Regions from separate parts of the Mus musculus genome. Here region 1 is linked to region 2. The links are chromatin loops, found by intact Hi-C in ENCODE. Cell type or tissue: left cerebral cortex. All regions are shown on one strand. Each heading gives the region's core, and the rest is flanking DNA. Links, peaks and the distances in the headings are about the cores only. Region 1 has its middle 39 kb from the start of Gm25214. Region 2 holds the start of Sall4 (spalt like transcription factor 4).

Evidence for each region. Hi-C counts contacts between places; a loop is a spot of excess contacts. Peaks named below come from ENCODE experiments on the same cell type or tissue, not always from the same donor. Only the 100,000 strongest peaks of a DNase experiment are listed, where the experiment ranks them.
Region 1: a loop joins it to region 2, with 2.1 times the contacts of the local background. A loop is called at or near these places in 8 of 42 quality-filtered maps.

The regions. Positions count from the first base shown.
Region 1 is chr2:168,840,222-168,845,589 of GRCm38, reverse strand. No RefSeq gene overlaps it. Among named protein-coding and RNA genes, the nearest start is that of Gm25214, 39 kb to the left of the region's middle. In left cerebral cortex, for the core only: a CTCF peak has its summit at 2,928 (motif pointing right); a DNase peak (open chromatin) is centred at 5,060.
Region 2 is chr2:168,762,504-168,767,808 of GRCm38, reverse strand. It overlaps Sall4 (spalt like transcription factor 4), which reads left to right and starts at 608. Exons shown (of 4, transcript NM_175303.4): 1 at 608-897. The coding sequence starts at 780. Gm14261 (predicted gene 14261) reads right to left here and starts at 1,666. Exons shown (of 2, transcript NR_166178.1): 1 at 1,565-1,666; 2 at 1-1,027. In left cerebral cortex, for the core only: CTCF peaks have their summits at 656 and 2,679 (motif pointing left); DNase peaks (open chromatin) are centred at 463 and 2,664; H3K4me3 peaks cover 913 bases.

The DNA.
Region 1 (5,368 bases), core at 163-5,162, 78 kb before region 2:
CTTGCAGCAGAGCACCCCCCTTTATCACCCTGGCATCAAACTGGTCATTTCAGGTCTGGAATGTGAACAAGCAGCCCATGCGGCAGCGGGTCCAGAGACTTGGAAGTTGCCGGAAACGGCTCTGCTTCACCGGGGAAGTACTCATGAAATGTGGCTGTGGCCAGTGTTCCTGTCCCCACAAGTCACTTCTCTTGATAAGAGCCTAGAACCAGAGATCGTTCCAGAAGCAAGTTTGTCACCCAGTTGTGACCACAAGAATAGAAGAGGAAGAAACTTTCCGGGCAGGAGAGATGACCTGGAAGTTTGGAGCACTCTTTTTTTTTTTTTTTTTTAAAGATTTATTTATTTATTTATTTATTTATTTATTTTATGTATGTGAGTACAATGTAGCTGTACAGATGGTTGTGAGCCTTCATGTGGTTGTTGGAAATTGAACTTTTAGGACCTCTGCTCTCTTCGGTCAGCCCCGCTCACTCCAGCCCAAAGATTTATTTAGTATTACACATAAGTGCACTGTAGCTGCCTTCAGACAGGCCAGAAGAGGATGTCAGATCTCATTATGGATGATTGTGAGCCACCTTGTGGTTGCTGGGATTCGAACTCAGGGCCTTCGGAAGAGCAGTCAGTGCTCTTACCCGCTGAGCCATCTCTGCAGCCCCTGGAGCACTCTGCTTCTGCAGAGGACCCAGTTCAATGTCCAGCACCCACATAGTGTCTCTCAACCATCAATGGCCCCAGTTCCAGGGAATTCCATGCCTTCTTTTAAACTCCGAGGACATCAGGAATGTTCCTGGTACCCATTCATGCACGCAAACGAAACATTCATAAACATAAAATAAATGCACCTTAAAAATATGACTTCCTGGGGGGGGTTCCTCCCCCCTCCGCCAAGAAGATGGGTGTTCAATCCAGATTTCCTCCTACTGCTTTGGACATAATCTCGAGGGTGCTAGGAGTGTCTTTAAGGTGCGAGCCTGGGTGCCAGCAGCCCCAACAGGCAAGGGTTGGCCACCTGTCCCTAACACTCCAAGGAGCAAGTCCTGGTGAGAGGCAGAGAGAGGAGAGGAGATGCACTCAGTGCCACCAAACTGCATAAAGGCAAAGCAATCCGGAGACCCCTGAGTCCATCCTCAGGGAACTGGATGACCTTCAGACTTCAATGCAAGATTGAGCAAGGGTACCCTAGCAAAGATTTTGGGGGGCAGGGGCTGCTCTCCATCATCACTATCCTTATCCTGAGATCTGGTCCTCTGTCCTGCACTTGAGGGGATAAGTCAGGCAGTTTGACCAGGGTGTGGCCTCACCCTCTTAGGTAATTATCCTCCTTTAAGGGGGAGTGGATTGTTCTTCTAGGTTCAGCTCTTCCTGGAATCTAAGGGCCTGCGGTGTTAGGACATTAACTTATCTCAGTGCCTTCAGCACAAAATGAAGGCAGAGGTATCTGGCGTCCATCTGGCTCCTAGGTGGCTGTGGGTCTGAGAGCTGTTGATGCTTTTTTTTTTTTTTAACCAAAGAGGTTATAAGGTGCCAGTTCCATGACTGTGAGCTCAGGCTGCTGCAGTCATGCTGTGACTTTGGGGACCCAGCAGGGACCCAGGAAAGGGTAGGGCTGGTTTCTCTTTGGTAATTGGTGATCTCCTGATGCCACCTTTTGGTGACCTTTGGCGGTGGCTGCTGCTTCTTCTTCTTCTTCTTCTTCTTCTTCTTCTTCTTCTTCTTCTTCTTCTTCTTCTCCTTCTCCTCCTCCTCCTCCTCCTCCTCCTCCTCCTCCTTCTTCCTCTCCTCCTCCTCCTCTTCTTCGAATTATTTATTTTGTGTGTATGAGTTCACTGTAGCTGTCTTCAGACACACCAGTAGAGGGCATCGGATCCCATTACAGATGGTTGTGAGCCACCATGTGGTTGCTGGGAATTGAACTCAGGACCTCTGGAAGAGCAGCCAGTGATCTTAGCCGTCTCTCCAGCCCGACCCTTGGGTTCTTGCTAAGGGAAGAAAACAGTGGCATCGGGTGCAAATTTTGTCCACAGTTGGTACCTGCATCTGAGAACTAGCCTAGAGAACATGCATGGTGTAACTCTATCCCCTTACAGGGAAAGATCCCGGGCGCGAGTGCGCGTTCTTGAGCTAGACGCCTACTGAGGCCAAGTTGGAGCCCATGGAGTCCCCCTGGAGCAGGGGTTACATGTTGTTATGAATTGTCCAACATGGATTCTGGGACCCAAACTCGGGTCCCCTGTAAGCGCAGCAAATGCTCTTCACCACTGGGCCATCCCTCCATCCTCACCCCGCCACCACCACCTTTTTGTCTTTTAAAGGCACCACAAAAACAAACAAACAAGCACCTCATTACTCTGTGTGATAACCTAAAAACTAAATCAATAATGAAGTAATGACAGATAAAGGCAACAGTGTGTCGCTTAGAGCCCAGCCTTCTGACCTCAGGGCTGTACTTTGAATCTAGGTATCTCCCCACAGGCACACGCTCTGATCACTCAGTCCCCGACAAGTGGTGTGATTTTGGAGGGTTAAAGTGATGGAAACAGGTCACTAGGGGTGGCTCTTTAAAAATGAAGCACACCCTCTGTTCTGATCCTAAGTGTTCCGGTGTCCTGCCTGCTGCCAAGTGGACAAGCAAGCAGCTGCTCCGGTCGGCTGCCACCAAGCGAGACTCTTTCACCCCTCACCCCACCACGATGCACTCTGAAACCATGAGTCAAAATGTATCCTCCCTCCCTCCCTCCCTCCCTCCCTCCCTCCCTCCCTCCCTCTCTCCCTCCCTCCCTCTCTTCCTCCCTCCATTGCTTCTGTCAGGCATTTTCATGACCGTGGTGAGAAAAGCAACTGTTTTACATTTTTGTATTTTTATTTATATGTGTATGTATGTACTCCACACGCATGCATGTAATGCCAGAGGATGCCAGAAGAGGGCAATGTACGCTGCCCAAGAGGGGTGATGGGACCCAAATTAGAGCTCTGGGAGCCATCAAATAATTGGTTTAACCTTAGTTTTCTCCTTAAAACGTCTGTCTCCAACCACAGTCACTTTGTGCATTGGAGCACACGTGAGTCAGGTCCTCACCAGTGTCCTCAGCGGACAACTTGCAAGGCATGGTTCTCTCTTTCCACCATGCGGGTCCCGGGGATCCAGGTCAGGTGATGAAGCTTAGCGGGAAGAGTCTTTACCCTCCGAGCCTTTGACCCTCACTGCCTGACCCAATTTTCATAGCTAGAGAGAGCTGGACTTAGGTGTAAGAGCCAGATGCTGAACTCTGGGGAGGCGCTGTTCACGGGTAGTATGACCCGGATGCTGGTCGGATCGGAAGCCGCCTTCAGTGTATCAGGGATTCTTGTTATTTTTTAATCCCCAATACTTCCGTGTACTCGGTTTTGATTTTTTGTTTGTTTGTTTTGTTTTTTGTTTTTTGTTTTTTTTTTTTTCCTGGCTGTTGAGATACTTTCCCGACTGGTCTAAAATCTCGTATTTTGGAGCTTGAGTCAGAAAATCTGAAGCCAGTTTCCACTTTGTGCACTCACTGGGTGACTCTCACACAGTGCGGGATGATACGGGATCCACTTTATTGGACGATTGTTAGGGAGCGTGTTCAGGTTTTCAAAAACCCATGGATGAGACTTAGGAAGAAAAAAGATTCGAATAGGAAAAGTTCCCGGGGAGAACTCTACCCTCCCCCACCCCATCCCCGGAGAGTCTGAGGGCCCCTGGGAAGGCTTCCCTCGTTTAGAGTGCAATAAATATGACAATGTAAAAAAACAAAAACTGTGAGTCGTCCTTCCGGAATCTAAACAGAATGAAAAAAAAGTCTAGAATTGCAAATATCACAGTCGTGAGCCCTTGGGACAAAGACTATGCTGATGTAACCTTGAAGCAGAAAATAAACAAACAAAAAGGGAGCAAAAAAATATTCAAGGCTAGGATGGAGCAGGCTGGCCAACGCCCTTTCCTGAAAAGCCCTTGTAGGGTGAGAAGGCAGGCGTCTTCACGCCTAGCACCCAGCGTGTCCCTCCTAGCTAGGTTTGATCCTCTAATGTCCTTTGGTCTCCTTCCCTCCCCACAAGTAAATTCCTCCTTCCAGTCTCCAATCTACTGGCGACACCCTGCAGCCCCTGTATGCTTTATCTGCGGATTCAGATTCAGGCTGTGGCTTTACCCAGGTGGCTTCTTGTAACTTTACTCGACAATTTGGAAAAACAAACAATTCCATTCCGACCTTCCGATTTCGTAGGCTTCTGCGTTCCCCTCCCAAGTCTGCCTTTGTCAGGACCCCGTTATTACAGATTGAGGTCACTAACTGATGGCCCTGGCTTGGGGTATTTCTTTTTCTTTCTTTCTTTCTTTCTTTCTTTCTTTTTTTTCTTTCCTTCTTCCCCACCTTAAAATGCTAACTTAGCTGGTGACCGATGGCAATTATATAAATGGTCTTTGTTTGGACTTATCTGATCTTTCCCTATCAAGGGGTTTAATCTCAGCCTTCCTGGAAAGCCTCAGCTTGGCTGTGAAGATGCAAGCAATCTTCCACAGCTGTTTCTGAGCCCCTGCTGCGAGCTGTTTACCCTTGTAAGCCCCCACTTGCGATTAAGAATTGCTGCATTTAAAATTCTATTTTTTTTAATATATGCGTTTATTTAGAGAGACTGTGTGCATTCGTGCGTGCATGCACACTCGGAGGTCAGGGGACAGCTTTTGGAAGTAAGTTCTCTTCTTCCACTTTGAGTGGGTTTCTGGAATCGAACTGGAGACATCAGCCTTGGCAACAGGAACATTTACCCACTGAGCCATCTGGCCAGCCCATGTCACTTATTGTTAAGAAAAAGAAATATATACATTATATATTAATATATAAAAACATATAATATACATTAATATATGCGGCAAAGAAGGAATCTCCTCCAGGTAATACGGTTGGGGCGATATGAAAGTTTTATATCAATACTGGGAGTCCCAAATATCAGTTTCCAGTCCCATTTGGAACATTTCGTTGCTATGTGAGTGGCCACTTTATACAAATTTGGGAAGGAGCCACAGAAGGAAGGAAATAAAAGCCACCTCTCCGGCTGGAGTCCCTCATGGGTGCAAGGTCCTGGGATCTGTGGGGGAGGGGCAAGCCCTTCCCGTCCTGCAATAAGCATTTTAAACCCTGGGCCGCACCTGTGTTTACAAACCGTAGCTGTATTCTCGGGATTTGCTGTGTGGGTGACAACAAGCCCTCTCAAATGTGCATTTTAGAAAAATCCAAAATCTGTTTTAAAGAGGAGAAATGAAGGTGGCCGATGGGACTCGGCGTGTGCCTTACTGGCCCCTCCCTGCCCTGCTCCCTACACCCGCCAAGCTTTTCACACCTGGAATGTTGGG
Region 2 (5,305 bases), core at 306-5,305:
AAGTTTACAACAAATCCTGGCTCGTGAATATGAATCCCGCGAGTATTACTCAGCATTTTAAGGATGCAAACCCTGGTGGGTTCGGAAGAGCTTGAAATTAGGTAAGATGGGGAGGTGGGATGGACAGAAGGTACCACCGGCCACTTCAAAACGCAGTTTTAACATTTCCGTAAAAAGAAAATTGAAAAGGGACTCGAGTCTCTTGTTCAGGTTTGATTTTAGAGGGAAAAGTTGAACCGACTTATTTTTCTGTGAGCGGAAAGACCTTTCTCAGCTGGTAGTTATCAACTACGCCAATTACTACAATAATTTTGTGGAGCGCGTAACCGAGATACATCGGTTCTAGAACTTTCATGTCCAGCCCTGATTTTCAATAAACCAATTTTCCTTTTTCCGTCTCAGAATTCGGATAGTGGCCGCAAGGATGATTCCCCCCACCTCCAAGTCGATCCACGCCTCGGCCAATCTGAGCCCGGATGCTAATTAGCTATGCTTCCTAGATGAACACGCCTTTGTCACATGTAGGGCCGGACTACAAGGCCCAGCATGCCTCTCCCCTCCCTGATCAATGAGGGCTTATTTAAATGATCTCTGAGGTCTTGGACCCAGGCCAATCAGCTGTCAGAGCTCATGATAAATCGCAATGCATTATTGATAATAATAATTACTGGGACATGCGCGTTTCGGCCGAAGGGGGCTAAAATTTCCCAACTCCAGGAATTGGTGGCGGAGAGGGGGCAAGTCACCAGGGCTCTTCCCGGCGCCCCAATGCGCGCACCATGTCGAGGCGCAAGCAGGCGAAGCCCCAGCACATCAACTGGGAGGAGGGCCAGGGCGAGCAGCCTCAGCAGCTACCGAGCCCCGACCTCGCCGAGGCGCTGGCGGCGGAGGAACCCGGTGAGTGCGGCTGCGGCCACGTCCGTGCGCCCGACTGTCCGTGCGTCCCGGGAGGGCGCTCCTAGCACTGCCGCGCGTCCCTCGAGGGCGCGGGTTCCGGGAGCCGATTCTGGAATGGGGATTCCGGACTCTGTTCCAGGAAAGGAGAGATGCGGAGGGAGGGAGCCTCAATCCCCCACCTCGGAGGGAGCCTCAACCCGCCCACCCCTTTGCAAATCCCCCTAGTTTTCTCCCTCTTATTGTAAAGTTGATTCCACATTCTGCCTCTCCCTCCAACTTCTCTCTCCTCGTCCACAGTCCCATAATTGGTTTCCCTCCTTTGGATACATAAGCACCCACCTACGCCGGTAACTTGGGCTTCCTTCACCCCCTCTCTAGTGGCGCCGCTTTTAAAAGAAAGAGACCCCCAAGTCTCCCCACCCTCTCTACTACCCTCTTGGGGGCCCCTGGGGGAGGGGCGCACCTCTGGGGGACCCCCCGAGGAGGGCGATCTGTTGCACGCGCCCCTCCCAGGCCGAGTGGGGGGAGGGGGCGCGACCTCTCCCCACCCCCAGGCCGGGGTACGGGCCACCCGCACAGCGCAGAGGGCGGGGGAGGCTGTTGGGCTTAGTTCCCTTTCGGAGGAAGGGAACTTTTATTTTTTTGTAATTTTAGATATTTTGTTTACCTTTTTTTTTCTTTCCGCCTTTCCCGGGGGCTACGGCGCCTGCTGCCGGTCCTCGCCCTAACCTTTCGGGGCCTGACCTCCAGCCATCTTTGATTTCCGACTATCTAAAAATAACCGCGGCCAGCGGGAGGGTGCGGGCCGGGGCCCGGGCAGCGGGTGCATGGTCACCCCCTCTGGGGCGCACCCCCGCTCCTTTATTTATTTTTTTGCACGGATCCCCCGGGCGGCACTGCTCAGCACACGCCCGGGAGGTGAAAGGGGAGAGGTCGGGTTGCGGCTGACCCGGCCTGAGCCTCCACGGAGTTCAGGACCTCAGCGCGGCCGGGAGCTGCGGGCGAGCCCCTCGTCCCTGCCCGCCGTGCTGTCGCCGAAGAAACCGGGAACGTTGGGAGGAGGGAGTCCCCCTGGGCCTCCCGCTCGATTCCAGCTCTCCGCGGATGGTGGGCGGTGTGCGGACTCTGCGCGCTCTGCTTGGGCGCTCCTGTTTTCCCCGGAGTGGGATCCTACTTTTCCCAAACTTAACGAGTTTATCAAAGTTCAGTGACCTTCTACCTCATTGTATCCCCCCCCCCTGCCCCCCAGGGCAACTGGAAGGTCATTGCTTGTTCGAGGGGGCGGATGTGAGTTTTGGGGCGTTGGAGCATCCCACATCATAGGGCCGGGCAGCTGGGATGGACTCTTTGTGCCTTGGCCCGGGGAGCTAGGGGTGGGGGTGCAGATCATGGAGAGGCTGGGTCGCTTGGTCCACCTGGAACAAAAGGGTTAACCCTCAGCCCGCCTGCTTCCTCTGGAGAGGAGGGGCGAGCTCTCGGCCCTGACCCCTCCCCTGGTCCTGCGATGACCTCCCTTCCCCCTCCATTTGGGGTGAGCGCATACTAGTGTTTTTTGTTTTGTTTTTTTCTCCTATTTAGCTGGTGGTGGGGACTCTGGGGGTGGGCGGCATGGAGAGGTGGCTTGCTATAGAAGGGCTTCCGAAATCTCCGCTGGCTGGAGTCGTAGTTAACCTGGCTGCACCCTGAGGCCGCTGGGCGCGCGCTGCCACCCAGCCTTGGGAAGCGAGTTTTCTGCGGATCACTCGCGGTCGGAGCCCGGCCTCTGGCGTGCGGGCGCCCTCTGGAGACCGGCCATGTGCGGACTGCGACACACACCTGGTGAGTGAGGTTAGCTAGGCCGGAGACCCGCACACGCGTGATCTCTGTGGGGTCCCCATCTTCTGCATCAACATCAGTGTTTGGGAATCTTCTCCAAGAGTTCTTAAAATGTGTTTGTAGGGGGACCTCGATTGTGGTTTTGGGAAGAGGTTTTTTGTTTTTGTTTTAAAATTTCTTTAATGCCTGCATTTTGGGATCACCCTTAGTTTAGATAAATCTTTTGGAAGCTTTTGGATCCCTCTTGGTCGGTCTGTAGGAGAATGCAGGTTTTTTTTTTTTTTTTTTTGAGCAAGGCAAATGAAATCCGGGCAATAATTAGCAGATCAAAAAATCCGCAGGTGGTCAAGGAGAAGGGGCTTACAGTACTTAAAGGAAAATTAGCATTTTCTCAAAAGGGTTCCAAATGCCCTTTGTGCTAAACTGGATTACAACCTTCAGCTATTACGATTCCCAGGTTTTTAGTAATTTAGCGCTCCTCGCCATCCTTCATCGACCTGCCTGTGCCTGGCTTAGTTAAGGTTTCAAGCTAATTCAGTCTTCCCCCAAAAGGGGGAGGGGGCTTCTTTTTTATTCATTTAATTGCATGTAAAATGTGCTCCCTAACCCTCGGAGGTTCTCCACTGCCAGTAAACGATACTTTGTCATTGGTGATGGGGATTAAGGGGATTTCAGTTTAAGTAGGGGACCGGGAGCCGTTTTGGGGGAGCTGAGGCATGGTTATTTTTGAATCTCCTCCTTTTGGATGTAAAATGTCAAATGAGAATTTGGGGAAAAGAATTTTGGCAGGATTCAGTACGAGGAAGCTCGGCGTTGCATTCTGGGTGTAACCTTGCCTAGGTGGACTAGTGTACCCCCACTTATTCACCCAGCTTTTTGGGTCCTTGTGTACAGTGGCAGTGAAAAAGTTTTCTATAGACTCCTTGCATGTTGAGGTAATTTCATCCACGGAATGACAGTTTTCACTGGAACCTGCTATGTGGCAGGCTCCAGCCTGGGACCTCGAAGGACCTCACCGTTAATTCTCACAACCTGAAGTAGTTTTGGTATTTCGCTCCCTTGAATAAAGGCTCCCGGGTGGCAAGGGTCGCCCAGTGGTTCCCCTCCCACTTGACTTTAGCCTTCTTGAATCCATGGGGTGTTTGTTGTTGGTTCTAGAGCAAGGGGGATGTACTCATTAGTAAGGGACAGCCTAGCCATGGTGCTTGAAGCTGCTTTGGTTTGGTGACACCCCCCCCCCCAGTCTGTCTGTGTAGTAACCATGACAGCTTTCTAACCTGTCCCAGCCTTGTCACGCTCTTGTCTTTGCCTCTGAAGCTGAGATTGGAGGAATGTGCCGCTAAATCCAGTGCCCATTTGATTTTTCAAATTGCCTTTTAGAAACTGTGGGTGATGAGACTTCCCAGCAAGCAACTCAAGAGCTAACGTCATTTGGGTTTCTTTCTTGGGGTTACGTGATTTTGAAAAAGAAAAAAAAAAAAAAGCCAAACCAAATAGGAGATGAATTTGGGAGGTTACCGTAATCACTCTAATCTCTACTTTTTTAACAAACACAGCTAACACACACAGGTTAAAGCCTTGGTTGGTGCAGGCTCTAGACAGCCTTGTTTCATCCCAGGGAGAGACCTCTGATCTCTCTTGGGGTTGGCAAGCTCGTTCAGTTGAGGCAAGTATCCCTTACTCTTATGTAAGGCATATTTTATATAAAGCGTCTTCTGACCCTCCTACCCTTAAAAACTTGAATTATTGATTGCGTGTGCTGCCACCCTGTGAGTGAGCATTCAGAGGACGGGAGGGCTGATCTATCTGGGGTCATTCATTCATTAGCTGTGGCCAGCGTCTTACCCTTTCAAAACCTTTTCCACAGGCCCCTGAAGTTTAATCCGTGATTGTTTTTTGATTTCTGCAATTCTTGATTAAGTAGAAACTTAATTTCAAGTCAAATTTGACCTCTCTATGTAGATTTTAAGGCTTGCTGTTTGAAACTGGTTTTAAAAATAAAGCTCCTACAGCTGGATCTGTAATATATAATCCCTTTTGTTTTTTGGTAAGGATTTATCCTGGAGGTAGGGCAGGGTCTAGGATACTGTGTGCTTTAGGTAAACTGTTCATTGTCTTTCTTTAATACAGGACCAGTAACAGATAAGCCCAAGGCACCAGGCTTTTATCAAGATACACAGATTTCAATTTTTTTTTTTTGTTTCTGTTTTTAGCTGTTTTGAGTGTCTTCTGCCTCCTGGCTGATTAGCTTTCTTCCTATACAATAGTAAGCGCATTTTCTATTCATCTGGGTGAGATTGAATCGAAAGACCCCTGCTGGCTTTACTGCATTCTTCCTACTTACTGGATAACTAGATGCTGAAGAGATAACATTCCTAAAATTCGGGGTGGGGGATGGAAGCCACGCTTGCTGGAGTTATCCCTGTGGACTTTGCCTTCCTTCCCTTCAGGTTAATTTAAGCATAGCCAGCAATTGTTCCTAACAGGGTCCTCTTTCTCCTTGGCAAATACTCCGTCCCATTATTTGCCGACGGTGGTATGGACGAGGTAGTTTTTTACTGCCTAAGCAAACATCGGCTACAGTTTTAAGTGG